2 separate regions of the Mus musculus genome follow, and region 2 is linked to region 1. A link is a loop called in an ENCODE intact Hi-C map of the cell type or tissue named here. Cell type or tissue: left cerebral cortex. All regions are shown on one strand.

Region 1 (8,000 bases):
CTCTCCCTCTCCCTCTCCCTCTCCCTCTCCCTCTCCCTCTCCCTCTCCCTCTCCCTCTCCCTCTCCCTCTCCCTCTCCCTCTCTCTCTTTCTTTTTTTGAGACAGGGTTTCCCTGTACAGCCCTGGCTGTCCTGGAACTCACTCTGTAGACCAGGCTGGCCTCAAACTCAGTAATCTGCCTGCCTCTGCCTCCCAAGTTCTGGGATTAAAGGCGTGTGCCACCACCGCCCAGCACTGCTGCCTCTTTTCTATCTCAGACACAGAGACCACCTTGCTTTTGTCCAGCACGATGAGCTAAATCCTTTGTCATTATTCTTTTATCTATTTAGAAAATTCTAGCCTCAGACAGGGCCATGGTTGCTCACCATCACTTCATTCAAGCTTTCTCTTAGATAAGCCTAGTTATAAAGGGCTTCCTTGGATACTGTTATTTTTTTCACCATAATTTATAATTTATGATTATATGATTCATTTTTATTTACAGGACAGATTTCACACCACTTGGTAGAGATTTGTTAATTGATAGATTATCATTCCTCAGTCTCATTAATTGGTTCATACGTTCCATGAAGGCAGAACCTTTTATCTGGCTTATTTTAGTGTCTGGAATGGCACATGTAATTTTTGTTGAACGAGTGAACAAATGAATAGATGAACTCAGAGATGCAAGCTCCATTGTCTCCCACCACCAGAGAACTTATAATTTGGATATTTAGGTAAAATACTATAGTGTGAACAATAAAAAGAAAGGAAGATCACTGGGCTGGCAAAACAAAACAAAACAAAACAAAACAAAACAAAACAAAACAAAACAAAAACCAGTATTCAAAGGCCACAGTTTGAACTTTAACCTGTAGATATCTGGGTCCTCTGGGAACCTGAGTCTCCAGCCTCTCTTCACACAGCTCTTCCAGGAATGGAATGGCTTTTAGGACAGCAGCAATGCGGCTCCAGGCCTAGACACCATGAGGTAGTTTGTTGTTACAGACCAAAGTCACTCAGAGCACTTGGTTCAAAAGACAGGATGTGGGCTGTGAGCCTCCAGTTCATCTTTCAAAGGAAATCTCCTTCAGCAGCAATGTCTCCTGGGATGTTTTCCCAAGTCTCCCTGGGAGGTGCTGGAGCCTCTCAAAAGACTAAGAATAGCCAGGGACATCCAGTTTCCCAAACATGCCAACCTTAAAAGTGAATGCCTTTTTCCCCCTTGTTACCTTTGCATTACTATGTAGGGGAAGGACACTGTATTATTATAGGTATATAGCTCACCATGCAGTTGCTAGACACCTCACTGTGACTCTCTGCTCAGGAGCTCCCAGTAGGAATTGTCAGAGTGGTATCCAGGCTCTGCCACTACAGAGGCCCAACCCTTTGTCACCAGTGCACTTTGTAGTCTGGACAGCCTCCATTGTACAACCCCGAGACTGTGTACCCCTTACTCACTTCCATCTAATTTTGCTTATTCACAGAACTTACCTGGTCTATACAGGTTATGGTTGTGACCGAATGAGACAGTGCACAAGCCTCCCTGACACCCTGTATGTTTAGTTTTAATTTTTGCACATTTACAGGTCATGCATGGTACAGGTAACCTTCTTCCATTCTGTTACTTACTCAAGCAGTGCTCACTGGGCTTGTAGGAGCTGTCAGATGCTAAACTCAACACCAGGAGACATGAAGGTGTCATTAACAATGCCGGGGACGTGTGGAAGAGTTCGGTCAGATGCCATTTTTCATCCCCAGGCTGTAGAGCATCACACCAGAGGGAGATTTAGATGCAGTGCCTTATATAACATGCAATGTCGTATCATTGGTTATCTTCCCATCCTTCAAGTGGCATCAAGGGGAGTATGGCGTTGGATATTAATGTTCCCTGAACATTTGAAATCTCTCCTAACAAATACAAGAAGGCCCCAGGTGTGAGGACAGCACCTGGGGAGATCTTAACCCACACAAACCTAGGTATTTCCAATCACATAGACTTTTGTTTTAACAGACTGCACAAGTATGACCAGAAGGGACAAAAGTGAATGAAATGTAGGGAAACGCTCATTTATTAAATTTGTCTCCTGTCATCATTAGCCCAGCCATTTTGGGGTTGGGGAAACTGTCTTTTTGTGGAGAGAGTTCTAAGTGTTCGAGCAAGTGGAGACAAGTCTTTGTGGTGGATATATACATATATACATATGCATATATGTATAGTCCTCCCCTACCTCTGCAGACCTTGGTGTGTGTGTGTGTGTGTGTGTGTGGCCACAGGCCTTTCCGGATGAGTGACAATGAAAGCCCATCCCTCCAGGAGACGCATGCCGAATGACCAATGGGATGATGGATGGAGGGTGCTGGGTACCAGTCTCTGCAGAGGCCAAGGTGAAACTGGCTGCTTCCAGCCTGTTCAACCCTCATCTCCTTGAGCCCCTTGGGTCCTTAGGCGTTTGGTCATTGCTGGATCAACCGAGGTGCTCATCTTAACGCACCCCAGGGCCTAGGACAGGGTGCCAGGGGCGCGGCTCAGATCTGTCCAGCGCAGACTGCGGTCCTCGCGCCGCAGCGCTGCGGCTAAGAACACTTGGCTGGGAGGCCTGCGGGTTGCGGTGTACGTGTATGTGTGTGTGTGTGTCTGTGTGTGTCTCTGCTGGTGGTACTGGTGGTGCCGATATGTAAAGCAGCTGGCGGCTCTGGGCGGGGCCTGGGTTTCATGCAAATGAGGGAGGCGGGGTTACACTGGGGCTCCGCCTCCCTCCCCCGCAGCTGGGGCCAGCGGTGCCAAGCACAGCTGGACCAGCGGCAGCAGCTGGGCGAGTGACAGCCCAGCTACGCGCGCGCGGCCGCCGCCAGAGCCGGCGCGAAGGGGCAGCGCGGCCCTGCGGTCCCCGGGCGGCAGCAGCGGCCGCCTAGTCCCGCGCCTTTCCGGGCTTGCAGCCCCGCGGTCCCGCCGCCCCGGGGCCGCCACCTCTCGGGGCTCCCCCCAGTCCCCGCGCGCGCAAGATGGCTGACCCGGCTGCGGGGCCGCCGCCGAGCGAGGGCGAGGAGAGCACAGTGCGCTTCGCCCGCAAAGGCGCCCTCCGGCAGAAGAACGTGCACGAGGTGAAGAACCACAAATTCACCGCCCGCTTCTTCAAGCAGCCCACCTTCTGCAGCCACTGCACCGACTTCATCTGGTGAGAGTGCGCCGCGCGGGCCACCTGCCTGGGGCCCTAGAGGGCAGCGACACGCATGGGGACCCCTGTTGTTGCCCCCGGGGGGAGGAGCCGTGTGATCACCCCCATCCCGCTGGACCCTTATGCCCTGCGCTCCCGGATGGCCAGTCCCTCAGGTGCTGGGTTCTCTGCTCCCAGACGGCTGGCCGCCAGGCGCCTTCTGCCCTCTTGCACTCTGTCGCCCGAGCGCCTAGGGACAGCGCTGCAGGCGCCTTTTCGACACCTGGCTCAGGGCTCAGTGTGGCTGTCCCTCCTCGGCAGGGCAGCTCCGCGGGTGTCTTTCTCGCCTGAGGTTCCCGATCTTTCTGCCTCCTTCCGGGCTCGAGGAGCTCTCACCCTCACCCCTCCTTTCCGGGGCAGCTCTCTGGGGTGTCCTCTACTTCCCCGGGGCGTGGAGCATCCTTCCCTCTGCGTCCCTAGAGCAGTGCCCTGGGTTATCTCTTACTTCGCCTCCAGAGTCTTGAGCACCCCTTTCATTCCTTGGTTCTCACCCTCAAGTCGCTGCAGGGCCCCTTTCTTCCCTCTGCCCCTCCAAGCATGGGGGGACCTTCCCCCCGCCCCCTAGCCCCTCAGGTGTTACCACCGTGGTGAAGTCCCTATCATCCTCCCCCTAGACAGGTCCTTTTCTCTTTCCTTGAGGGTACTCCCGGCATCTCCTTGGGCAAATATCCAGCCCGCCTTCCGCCCCCACCCGGGCGGAAATGCACCCTCGCATCCTGCCACCTGGTGGTCGTGGTCGCCTCTGTACTGCAGGGGAGATGTGAGGTGGGGGTTACTGCCAAGCTCCGGTAGTGTACCTCCCAATCCCATCCAAGGTGGAAGACACCTTGGAGACCAGGCTGTAGCTAGGAGGTTGCCCCTGGGGTAGAGGGACAGTGGGAAGGGAGAGGGCGACTGTGTGAAACTAGCTGGTAACTGGACCCCTCAGACTGATACTCCCTCTTGTGCTTTTACAGGGGCTTCGGGAAGCAGGGATTCCAGTGTCAAGGTAGGCTTTGTGGCGCTGTGGATGCCGATGGTGGGAAGAGAGAGTAATACAGACTTCAAAGACGTGGCCGAGTTAGGCAGAGTGAAGTAATCCTGCCTGTCAGAGTGACCTCCCAGGCTAGGAATCCTTCACCACCAAAGGGTCCTTTTAAGGGGTGTGTATTTGGGCCAGAGATGCACCATCCAGGAAAGGCCAGTGGAGCTCCTGGAAGGCCCTAAAAGTCAAAAAGTGCATCCATCCCGCTGCTATCTGAGCATTCTCTCAGGACTGCCAGCCCTGCTTAAGAAATGAAATGTCTTCAAGGACTCTTGTGTGTGGAGGGAACCTCTTTCTTCCTAATTCCAGCCCTTTCTTGCTCATTGCTCTCCCTTACCTCCCAGTAGGAGGGTCTGCCTCTTTCCCCTGCTTTGCAGGTGGCTGCCATCTGCAGATGGCGCATCCCCCTAGAAAAGCAACTGTGGTTTCCCCTGGGCCTCCTCTCTCTTTGAAAGCGGTGGTTCCAGATGGGGTGCCTCTGGGATCCTGCCTGAGGTTGCCCTTTTTAACATCTGAGGAGGCACAAGAAGGACTCCAAGAGACTCCTTACCTGGGTTCTTGATTCTAGCTCAAGAGCCATGATTTTAACCAGGGGTACCTAATCAAATATCAGAGACTTGGTGGCCTCTCTTATCTCTAGGGTTTGTGCCTACAAGATGGACTGTGGACTGAGGAATGTAGCTCAGGAGAGTGCCTGCTTTGTTCCAGAGAGGCTCTGATGCAAAATGGGAGAGGGGGAAAGATAGGTTTTAAATTGAATCTCTAAAGATGTGGCCTTGTTTAACCCTTAGAATGCCATAAATAGTTTGTGAATTTCTCTCTCCCCTCTGTCTCTGTCTCTGTCTCTGTCTCTGTCTCTGTCTGTCTGTCTGTCTGTCTGTCTGTCTGTCTGTCTGTCTGTCTCTGTCTGTCTGTCTCTCTGTCTTTCTCTCTCTGTCTCTCTCTCTGTCTCTCTCTCTGTCTCTCTCTCTCTCTCTCTCTCTCTCTCTCTCTCTCTCACACACACACACACACACACACAGCATTCAACTTGTTGAATACTGACTCTACTTTCATGCTGAATCGATCATTTGGAACTGAGGTCATCCCTTTACCAATGAGCAGACATTCGAGGCTATGTCTCTGTTCAACACTGGCCTTCTACAATTCTGACCCCCTTTGCCTCTTGAATTTACAGGGTTGTTTTGCCCCTCTCTCTCCCTTTAAGCCAGGTGTGGTTGGGTTTGGTCAGAAGTGGTTCTGCATCTTCTCCTCCCAACACCTCCTCCCCCTCCTACCTTTTCCCTCCCCTTCCTATCCCCCCCTTCCCCGTTCTCACTCAGATTCACTTTGTGCCCAGACTGACCTTGTCCTGGAAGCTTTTCTGTCTTTCTTTGTTAGTCTCCCAGGTGTTGGGAATACAGGTATTCTCAGGGTCGAATTGCCATCCTCCACCCTGTGAACTGGCCTTAAATCTGGAGAGGAAAGCGTGTGGGTGTGGAATAGCCTGAAGTGAGACAGTAGTGCCCATGGATAACTTTGCTTTGCACCATTGCGCTGCATGCAAAATCAAAAGACCCCAGTGCTCAGAGGTGGCTTTGGGACATGCATGGGCCTGGCTGCCCTAAGCTGAAGGCTTTTACTGAGTTCTGGAGTGGGACAGGAAGTTTCCAGCCTCCTCTGCTGAGATCCAGAGCCTCAGTTTTATACAGTACATGGAAGGACTGCCAAGTCCCTGCCGGTGGCAACGAGTCAGGCCAGTGGCACCGTCTGGATGGTTTTCTAGAACTTGTCTCTCTTAAACACAGCACCGAGAGTGGCTCGGTGTGGGGAATGTGGAATCTGTGAGGTTGCCTTTCACTCGCATGAATTGGTTTCTGTTTTTGTCTCTTGTCGAGGTCAGGGGTGATTTTTTAAACCCTGCTTCTGTGGCTCTCCTGTGCCACCTGCTCTCTGTTATTGATGGCTGGGAAAGTCAGCTTTGGAATGTGCGGGGGACTGCACATATGGAGCAGGAGATCCTTTTATTCAAAGCCTAGGATTTTTTTTTTTTTTTGGCACAATGAGAAAAAAATCAGAATGAAAGTTTTCAAGAAGTATGATTAACTTTAGGAATAAGACTTTTTCAGAAGCTGGCAGTGCGTTTGCCTCGTGTGCTCGACTCCCTGGGTTCCTGGGAACAAAAGGAAAGGGGAGGGGTGAAAGGTATTTTCAAAATCATTTCTCTTTTCATTTTTTCACCCCTTAGCTCTCTGAACATCTGGCCCTCTGTTACTGCGTTGATGGGCTACTCCATCTGACTTGGAGTGGGTAGGAGGAAGGAGGGGGTGGGGTAGATTCATGGGCCCTGAGCTGAGCTGCTTAGAGTGGGACACAGCCTAGAAGGCAGGGAGGGAGTTTATCACTGGTACCCAGTGTTGCTTGGAACTAATTCTGGAACCACAGACGAGCTCCTTTTATAGGATTATTTTCAGTACCTGGTGCCTGATATCTTACCTTAAAGTGAATTTACTTAAAGTAGGACCAACATTATAATAGAAAACAAACAGAGTTTATTCTTTTACCTAAGTCAACAGTTCAGAGATCTGGTCCTTCAGTTTTCTATGATGCTGTCCCAGGGAGCAATAGTTATCTCACAGCTCAAGAAGATACTGGATTCTCCAGGCACCAGGCCTCCTTTTAGCCAGCTGGGACAGGAAAGGGACAAAAGAAGTCAAAAGACACATCATTTTCAGTGGCTCTTAGGGATGTTGCCTAGAGAGAATTGGCTATATACTCGGTATATATTGGCTAGAGTAGAACCCAATGAATGTCCACGTCTCGTTCCGAGCAAACCTAGAGGACAGTAGTGTTCAGCTCAGGTAGCACGTTCCCAGCCAACAGCGGAGGGAGGGAAGGATGTTTCCATCTCAAAGGTGGAGGAAGCAGAGATTGGCTAACCCCTCAGGATGGTGTGGGAGGATCCCAAGATTAAGATGCCCTTGTCACTGCCCCAATGCTCCAGTAGCTGTCATGGAAATCGGGGTGCAGGACAGAGCATCCAGGAACCACAGGGAACCACAGATTTTTATAGACTTGGGAAGCTTTCTTAAGAACAGACTTCTGGCTTTTGTACAGCTAAAGGACAAAACTCTCGGTTAACTGCCACTGATTTACCCACCCTCCTCCTTCTCTCTTTGATAATGCCTCAGCTGACAGAGGATCCCTCTTGTGAAATTGCACACAATTTTGGATTAGAAATGGGACCCATTATGCCACAGGACAAACCTTTCTTTCTCCAAGGCACTCTTTTAACAACCCTAGAACCTGCACGCTGTGCTTAAATTCTAATCAACTCACTAATCACTGGGAGGATTTCAACTTTTATCCAAAGAAAGACTTTGCAGTTTGGCAGAGAGGAAACTTTTCTCTTTTTTTGTTAAAGGAAGTCATTTCAGTAGAAATAGAGAAGCATTAAGATGTTCAGATCTAGGTGTTTAAAGCACGTGGTTGGAACCAGACAGACGTGGACTCTGATCCCTCATCTTCTATCTGCTCACGGTGTGACCTTGGGGAGTCCATCCCCACACTGTAACCTTGCTCGCCATCTTGGTGAAAGAGGACACAGTGTCTCCTTTGTAGAGCTCTGGGGTAAAGTAAGTAGCTAAGGAGAAATATCCACCGTGAGAGTAAACAACTCAAAGTAAGATGATCGTCAGGACTTGATTAATGGTGGGAAAGTGTGCCGAAGCAGGGCAGAGCTGACTGGAACTCGGGAAATGACTGTGCCTGTTTCATGTGCTCAGATGGGTGTGTTTCTA
Region 2 (8,000 bases), 150 kb after region 1:
GAGCACAGACAAGTTAGGGAGCTTGCGCCAGGTCACACAGCTGTTAGGTCATGGAGTCAGGAGTAAATCTCAGACTGGCCTTCCTGGGCATGCTACTGAGCTATGGTGCCTTTCTACCTGGTGGCCCATCGCTACATGGAGCCAAGCCCAATGCTAGATGGGCAGTCCCTGGACCAATTTCAGGTACTAACTTGATAGAAAGGAGGTGGAAACTCATCCTCCATAACTCGGAAGCACAGTGGGAGCTGGACTGTCAGGGATGTCCCTTAGAGGTGGGGACGAATCCCATTGGTTAGGTGGCGCTTGAGCTGCCTGCTTAGCCTTCCAGAAGGCATAGAATTAGTCCTTGTGGGCTGTGAAGGGCTCTCCCTTATCCCCACTGCACTCTGGGCTCCGTGAATGCCCTAGCTAATGAGCTGAGAGCTCTCACCGAAATGGCAGCTAGAAATCCCAAAGTGGACAAAACCAGCTTACCCAGAAGGACAGAGATCTCCCAGGAAAAGCTACAGGAGCAGCAGCACACGACTCCCAAGGCTGGCCATGCTGTCCAGTTATATAGCATTACCACCACCACCACACACAGACACACACAGACACACACAGACACACACACACACACACACACACACACAACTCGCATTACAGCAGCCACTGGTTACACTAACATGGCAAAAATTCCAGCTTCAGGGTCTGCACCGAAACATGGCAGAGGTTGGGTCCAAGTCAGTGCTGTTCGTGTGTCCTGGTAACATTTGCCGGTCACCCATTGCAGAAGCAGTATTCAGGAAACTGGTAACTGATGAAAAGGTTTCAGATAATTGGGCCATTGACAGCAGCGCCGTTTCCGACTGGAACGTGGGCCGGCCCCCAGACCCAAGAGCTGTCAGCTGCCTAAGAAATCGTGGCATTAGCACAGCCCATAAGGCAAGACAGATTACAAAAGAAGACTTTGCCACATTCGATTATATACTATGTATGGATGAAAGCAATCTGAGAGATCTCAATAGAAAAAGTAATCAAGTTAAAAACTGCAAAGCTAAAATTGAGCTACTTGGGAGCTATGATCCACAGAAACAGCTCATCATTGAAGATCCCTATTATGGCAATGACTCTGACTTCGAGGTGGTGTACCAGCAATGCCTTAGGTGCTGCAAGGCCTTCCTGGAGAAGCCTTACTAGCTGGTCCTAAGCCCCACCATTGAGCAGCTCACTCATCAGTGCTGTGCCCAAGGGTGGTGGCAGTCCTTAGCCCCATACCCCACCTCTCTTTTCAGCTGACTTACTGTATATCTTTAAAATAATTGTAGGTGGGAATTAGGCATATGTTCAGAAGGATAAAAGCATTTGAGTCAGACAGTTTGAGGTGTGGCTAAGCATTCTTAGACTAACTAAACCTCTGACCTTGCGGTGATTACAAAACAGTGGAACAAGCAAATATGGAACAAAAAACAAAAACAAAAACAAAAATCCAGAAAGTAAGAGTGACCTAGAAGGTCCAGATCAGCCTCTGAGCTCGGCAAGCCTGGGTCGTCTGGTCTAAGTGGAATGTGTGCATGACCCGCACCCAGTGTGCCGTTTGCTTGCCGTGTACTCTCTACTCTAGGCTCTCGTAACAATAGCTCCATTCACGGCAGCCTTCCAGTTAACACTGGCAGTTTAAGCTCAGAGACACTGAGGGTGTTGAGGGATTTGAGAGAGGAGACGCTGGATGTGCTGATGGGCCTGGGACTCCAGCAGGCCGTCCTGGGCTGGACAGTGACACCCTGTCTAAAAGGGGAACAAAAATAACAACGGATGGGAGCAGCAGATGGATAAAGTTACCATCTTCAGTCTTACTTGGTTTTTGTCTACTTTCCTGAGCTTTGTTCTTGTTTGAGCCACTTTGCTTTAAAAAAAAAAAAAAAAAAAGTAAGTGTGCTTAAATACTGGTATGTGTTTGTAAGTGTTCTCTCATCGGCAATTTACAAAGTTATAGGCAAGCATGAGTAATTTTTGTGTATTTTCAGAAAAGAGACCTCAAATTTATATGAATATATGTCAGAAAGGAACATGAATTCAACTGGGAAGTTATCAAATACAACTGAGATACAAAAAAAAAAAAAAAATTCCAGCTTAAAGGCAACAAAATAAAAATAAATCAAAAAGGGAAAATACACATAAATAAAAGAGTTTAGTCCTGATTAAAAACCCCTTTTTTGGGAGGGAGTGCTTTTCTGAAGTGACATGAAGAAAAGCTTAGATCATTTCTGAATTTGTCCTCCTCCCAGCCCCCCACCATCTCTCAGGTTGTGCACACCCACCCACCCTCCTGATTTGCTCAGGAGCAGCACTCAGCTCTGCTAGTTTCTTGACCTCTGCCCTGACTGGCTCACCTCTTCCTTTGTAAGTTGTTCGGCACCTGTGGAGAGCCTGGGATTGGATGCTCCAGTACCACTGAGCTGGCACCGCTGTTGCAGGTTTTCTAGAAGGGACTCTAAAATAGGCAGTCCGGAGGGCTGCCGCATATGTGTGTGGAGTATCACACAATTCTCTACAGCTAATCAGAGCTTTAAAAGTTTAAGGAGAAGAAATATAGCCTGGAAAACTTTTAAACTATCAGGCACGCTGGAGAGGGGTGGGTGGTTAAGTGTTTTGAGATGCCAAGGTGTCAGAAACCTATCATACATTAACATTTTATGTTTGGAGGTAGGAATAGAGATTTCACTGGAGCATAAGAGAAATCGAAAAGTGAACAAAAGATCCATAAGAGATTAACACGTGATAAAAGAGACATTTCAAACCAGCAGGGGGAAAGATGTGTGCGTGTGCGTGTGCGTGTGCGTGTGTGTGTGTGTGTGTGTGTGTTGTTACGACTGGCTAAACACCAAGAAAGGAATGAATGTCTCTTATCAGCGCTTGTATTAAGGTGAATTCCAAGGGAGATAATGATGCAAGAATAAAAGATGAATGTGGACCAGAAGGAAATACTGGGGAGGACTTTCTAATTATGACAGGGGGATAGTACCCCGAAAGAGAAAGGGAAAGTATGCCTTATTACACATGGACACCTATGAATACACACATACACACATACAAATACACATGCATACCACACATGTACATATACATGCACATACGTACACCACACACATACATAGCATGAACAGATAGAAAGACATACACGTGCAAACATATATACACACCTAAACACAGATACGTGCTTCTCCCCACAGCCTCTGCACACTGACTTAAAGTTCATCAGCAGGATTAAAAGGCAAATGAAGAACTGGGAAAATGCTATATTGTGAATGAATACTTAATATCCTTAATTAATACACGGGGAAATTCATTACAAGTAATTAGCAAGTAATGAACTTGAATTTAAAAATGGGCAAATAGAGGCTGGGGATATAGTTCAGTGGAGAAAGTGCTTGCCTAGCACATGAAAGGCTCTGGAGTTCATCCTTGTACCATAAAATGGGAAGGGGTGAAGAATAATAAAAGCAAATTAACAGTAGCAATGTATACTAATTAAATACATATTTCCTCCAGTTACTGTTAGGCAGTTCCCATGAAATGGCTCTGCAAAGTCCCTTGTTTACCTAGGAATCATTACTTTGTAAACCATTTCCAGGTAAGAAAGTGACAACCTAAAAGGGTTAAATAATTTTCCCAGAGTCACAGAGCTAACTGCCAGTGGCAGGAGTGACGTTTGAAAGTGGCTATCCCTTCGTCCCTGACACTCACTGACTTTGACCATGTGTGTATAGGGGCCCAGGAAGTCATCTGTGGAGTTCTACCAGGTTTACACAGTAGAAGTTCATCCTTGAAACTGAACAATGACTCACCAGGTAAAAGGCAGGGATTAGAAGCCATTTAAGCAAAGCACCAGTCATCACACCTACGGTCTTTCATACACGCTTTCAGTTGTATTCATCCTCTCTGCAAGAACAAACAGCGCCCCCTCTCCCCTGTGGCGTGTGGGTGGAACTGCAGCTTCTGACTTCGTACATATCAGCTGTACAGCAATCTCAGTCCACCCTAATCTCTATAAGGTTTCCAGCCTCTTTTGTCTTCTGGGAACTAATAGCCTTTTGTTTGAAGTCGGAGGCATGGAGGTGTTGCTGTATTTCAGAGTGAAGTACTCAGATGGGCCTTGGAATATGCTAGTTTATTTAAAAACCGTAGAAAGGTGGATATTGAGAAATCCTCTTCATTCTTTCCTGCCTCAGGAGTAAACACTTTTATTAGATTTCCTTGTGTGTGTGGTTCTGGAGTTTTACATCGGTGGGAATAATTAGGAATGACACTCTTCTTTCTTCTTCTGTATCTCAGAGGCAGAGCCAGGTTCTTATGTCCAGTCTGTCCACCTATTCCCTATATAACCCAGTGTACAGGTTGCTTATATGTCAACTTGACATAAGCTAGGATCATTCTGGGAGAAGAAACTTCAGCTGAGAAAATGCCCCTATCAGATTTGTCTGTTGGAGAATCTGTGGAGCATTTTCTTGATTCCTGATTGATGTGGGAAGGCCCCTCCCACTGTGGGCAGAGCCAGCCTGGGTCTATAAAGCAGCAGGCTGGGCAGCTGGTGGAGAGCAAGCCAGTAAGCTGCACTCTTCCATGGCTCCGTTTCTTGTCTCTGGATTCCCGTCTTGACTTCCTGCCCTGATTTCCCTTAGTGGGGAAATGTAAGCTATAAGCTCAATAAACCCTCCCCTGCCCAAGTTGCTTTGGGTCAGGTTTTTTATGACAGCAGAGGAAGGCCAACGAAAACACCCATTTTTGACCTCAAACTTTTGATGCTCCTATTTCAGCCCCACAAGTGCTGGGATTACAAGTGTGTATGCCCAGCTAAGAATACATTTTCTTACCTGTCTCAAATGCTTACAAAGAAAAGTAGTGTGCACTTATTCTTCAGCATCTTAGGCGGTTTGTTTTCTTCTTCAGCTTTTCAGAGTCTTTGCTGGGAGTGTAGCATCCTATAGCTTGTGCTAGGTCCCGGGATTCTCTCTCATGTACCAGTACTACATAGCACAGGTTTCTTTGATTCACATATTACAGAATATATATGTGTACCCCACACTCATGACACCTCATATCTGTGCACAATTCACGTCTCAGCTGAATGGTCTTTGATCATTTAACGTCAGTAACTGACTTACAATTATGGAGAGACACGCTTGCAGGCTTTCCATGCCAGTGCAGTCCTACCGACGACTAGGCAACATCCATGACCTGGTGGCTGCACTCGCTAGGATTCACTTAGGCGGCTCCCACTAGTACTGATTGGATTAAAAAAAATAAAAATTTGTGCTTAATCACACCACAGGAAGCTGAAGCAGGAGGATCCCTGTGAGTTTAAGACCAGCCTATGCTACATAATGGGCTCCAGGCCAGCTTGGGTTCCAGTAAGAGACTCTACCTCAAGAAAAGAAGAGAAGGAGGAGGAGGAAGAGAGGAAGGAAAGAGAGAAAGAGAGACAGATAGACAGACAGACACAGAGAGAAAGAAATGGAAGTCCAGGCTAAAACCATTTGCTGTGAAAACCAGAATGGGAAGATGAGGGCGCTCTGGATTTGTCACTCTCACCCTGTTATCTCCAGGTTTGATTTGGTTCATGAGGTTGGCTAGGCAGCTGTCTTCTTTCCTCCTCAGTACTTCAAGCATGTCTCTCCCAAAGCCTCTCACTTAGTACAGTAACCAGTGCCAAAGTGTTCCCAGAGCATTGTATCAATAGACCTCTCCACCAGGAACATATATACCTGTCTCTCTAGAGCTCCTAAAAACTATTGGGACAGGCATTTTAAAATTTGATTTTAAGAATTTCATCTGAATGTGTATTAGAAAAAAAATCTCCATTTGCACATTGATTCCCATATTTAAGGAATTTCACTTTAAAATGCTGTCTTAGTTATTCTTCAGCACTGTGAAGAGGCACTGCCTTGGTTAAGGTTTTACTGCTGTGAACAGACACCATGACCAAGGCATCTCTTATAAAGGACATTTAATTGGGGCTGGCTTATAGGTTCAGAGGTTCAGACCGTTATCATCAAGGCAGGAAGCATGACAGTACCCAGGCAGGCATGGTGCTGAAGAAGGAGGTGAGACTTCTACATCTTGTTATGAAGGCTAACAGAAGACTGGCATCCTTGGGCAGCTAGGAGGAAGCTCTCAAAGCCCACCTCCACAGCGACAAACCTCCTCCAGGCCACACCTCCTAATCTTTCCAAACAGTCTATCAACTGGGGACTAAGCAAGCAAATAGGTGAGCCTGTGGGGGTGCATCTTCATTCAAACCACCACAAATGCTTTTATTGAAAGAAAACTGCATTAAGGAAAGTGCTAAAGGAATGCTATCAAACATGGCTGTGCTTTGGGGAGGTTGACCAGTAGTTTCTCCTCTCTAGGATAAAAAGAGAGTTAGCATTTCTGTGTGGTCAGCGCTGTGCTGAGATCTTCGTCCCTGAAGTCCATCTACATTGAAGAGGTCTGTTGTTGTGGACAGGGATCCAGGGGCTCAGCTCACTGCCTGTGGTCACACAGTTCCTTCAGAGCCCACATTTGCTCACATCCTTCAATCTTAGGGTTGTTTCTAATGGGAGTCTTCAGCTCAGTTTAGCCCCACCCACCTGACACTGCCTTGAGCACTTCTTATTTGGGAAGTACAGCTTTGGGAGGTTTCATTGGCGGTAATATCCGGGAACAACACAGGCTGAAGCTGTGCCCGGATGGAATGTGCCCTGCAGTGGTGTGTCCCGGTTGGGTGTGTCCTGCCAAGGTGTGTCCTTCTGGGATATGTCTTTCTGGAGTATGTCCTGCTGGTTGTGTCCTGCTGGGGTATGCTCTGTTGGGGTATGTCCTGCTGGGGTGTGTCTTGTTGGAGTGTACCTTTATGCTGTCTTTGGCTCTGCTTTGCTTTGGTTTTTTCATAGCTGCAGCTTTGCCTGAATCCATCAGAACACAGCTTCTATGTTCAAAGTCACAAGGATACTCTTTCAGAGCCAGAAAGGTTTTGTTTTGTTTGTTTGTTTGTTGTTGTTGTTGTTGTTGTTATGTTGGACTTAGAGATTCAAAGTTTTATTTTATTTTTTATTGTCTCTTAGCTATGCCTTTTCTTTTTTGGCTGCCTGGGTCAGGAGTCCAATGAAAAGGTGCCCAGCGTAAGACATTCCTGTCCTTTGCTTCCAAGAACTTCATGTCTTCTCTAAATATGACCCAATAAGGTTGGAGAGATGCCTCAGTGGTTAGGAACAATGGCTGCCCTTCCAGAGGACCTAGGTTCAATTCCCAGCACCACATGGCAGCTCACACCTGCCTGTAACTATAGTGCCAAGGAATCGGATACTCTCACACAGACATCCATCCATCCAGGCAAAACACCAATTAACATAACATAAAAATAAATAAATCAGTTTTTAAAATGACCCAGTGACTTGTTTAGGGCTGTTTACAGGGAGGGCTACTTAAGAAGCATGGGCACCATACCAGTGGCTGTAACACTGAGGAAATGGCCTCTTCTTCCCATGAATCATTCACTATATATAAATCCCCAGGGAGGGGTGAGGCATCTCCCTTTGTGAGAGTAGCCCAGTCCTGTGCCTACACAGGTAACGTGTGAGCTCTGAGTTCATGAGTGTCAGGATCAGAGGTGCCAGGACACTTGGCAGTGTGGGTTGCCTGCTGTTTATTCTGGTGACAGAACTCCTACCACATGAACATGAGGGAGAGAAATATGGCAACAGCGTTGTGAGAACACAATTCTTTGGGGTGGAAGAGGAAACTCTAGGGATGCTGGACAGCAAGGGCGTGCAGCAGTTTCAAGCATTGACATTGTGTCTGGGAGGAATTTTGGGAAGGAAGAGGAACTGTGTTCACACCCAAAGGACTGTGGGGTGAAGAAGGGTGTTACCTTGCAGATATCACAGAACTGGAGTCTGCAGGGACAATTACAAGAGGAGAAGAGAGAAACAGGCACAGTGGACCACAGTGGGGAGTCACAGGGACTTCGGAGAATGGGG

What was found. A loop is a pair of places that touch in the nucleus more often than their neighbours do. Peaks named below come from ENCODE experiments on the same cell type or tissue, not always from the same donor. Only the 100,000 strongest peaks of a DNase experiment are listed, where the experiment ranks them.
Region 2: it touches region 1 in a loop (2.9-fold over the local background); 6 of 42 quality-filtered maps call a loop at or near these places.

Annotation. Positions count from the first base shown.
Region 1 is chr7:122,286,360-122,294,359 of GRCm38, forward strand. Prkcb (protein kinase C, beta) reads left to right here and starts at 2,766. Exons shown (of 17, transcript NM_008855.2): 1 at 2,766-3,158; 2 at 4,154-4,185. The coding sequence starts at 2,986. Gm51497 (a long non-coding RNA gene) reads right to left here. Exons shown (of 3, transcript XR_003946872.1): 2 at 6,765-6,887; 3 at 4,277-6,373. In left cerebral cortex, CTCF peaks have their summits at 3,933 (motif pointing left) and 5,925; DNase peaks (open chromatin) are centred at 2,371, 2,679, 3,013, 3,116 and 6 more places; H3K4me3 peaks cover 4,006 bases; H3K27ac peaks cover 3,531 bases.
Region 2 is chr7:122,441,321-122,449,320 of GRCm38, forward strand. The region is part of intron 3 of Prkcb (protein kinase C, beta); the gene reads left to right. It also overlaps the pseudogene Gm14388. Among named protein-coding and RNA genes, the nearest start is that of Gm51497, 150 kb to the left of the region's middle. In left cerebral cortex, a CTCF peak has its summit at 3,951; a DNase peak (open chromatin) is centred at 3,937.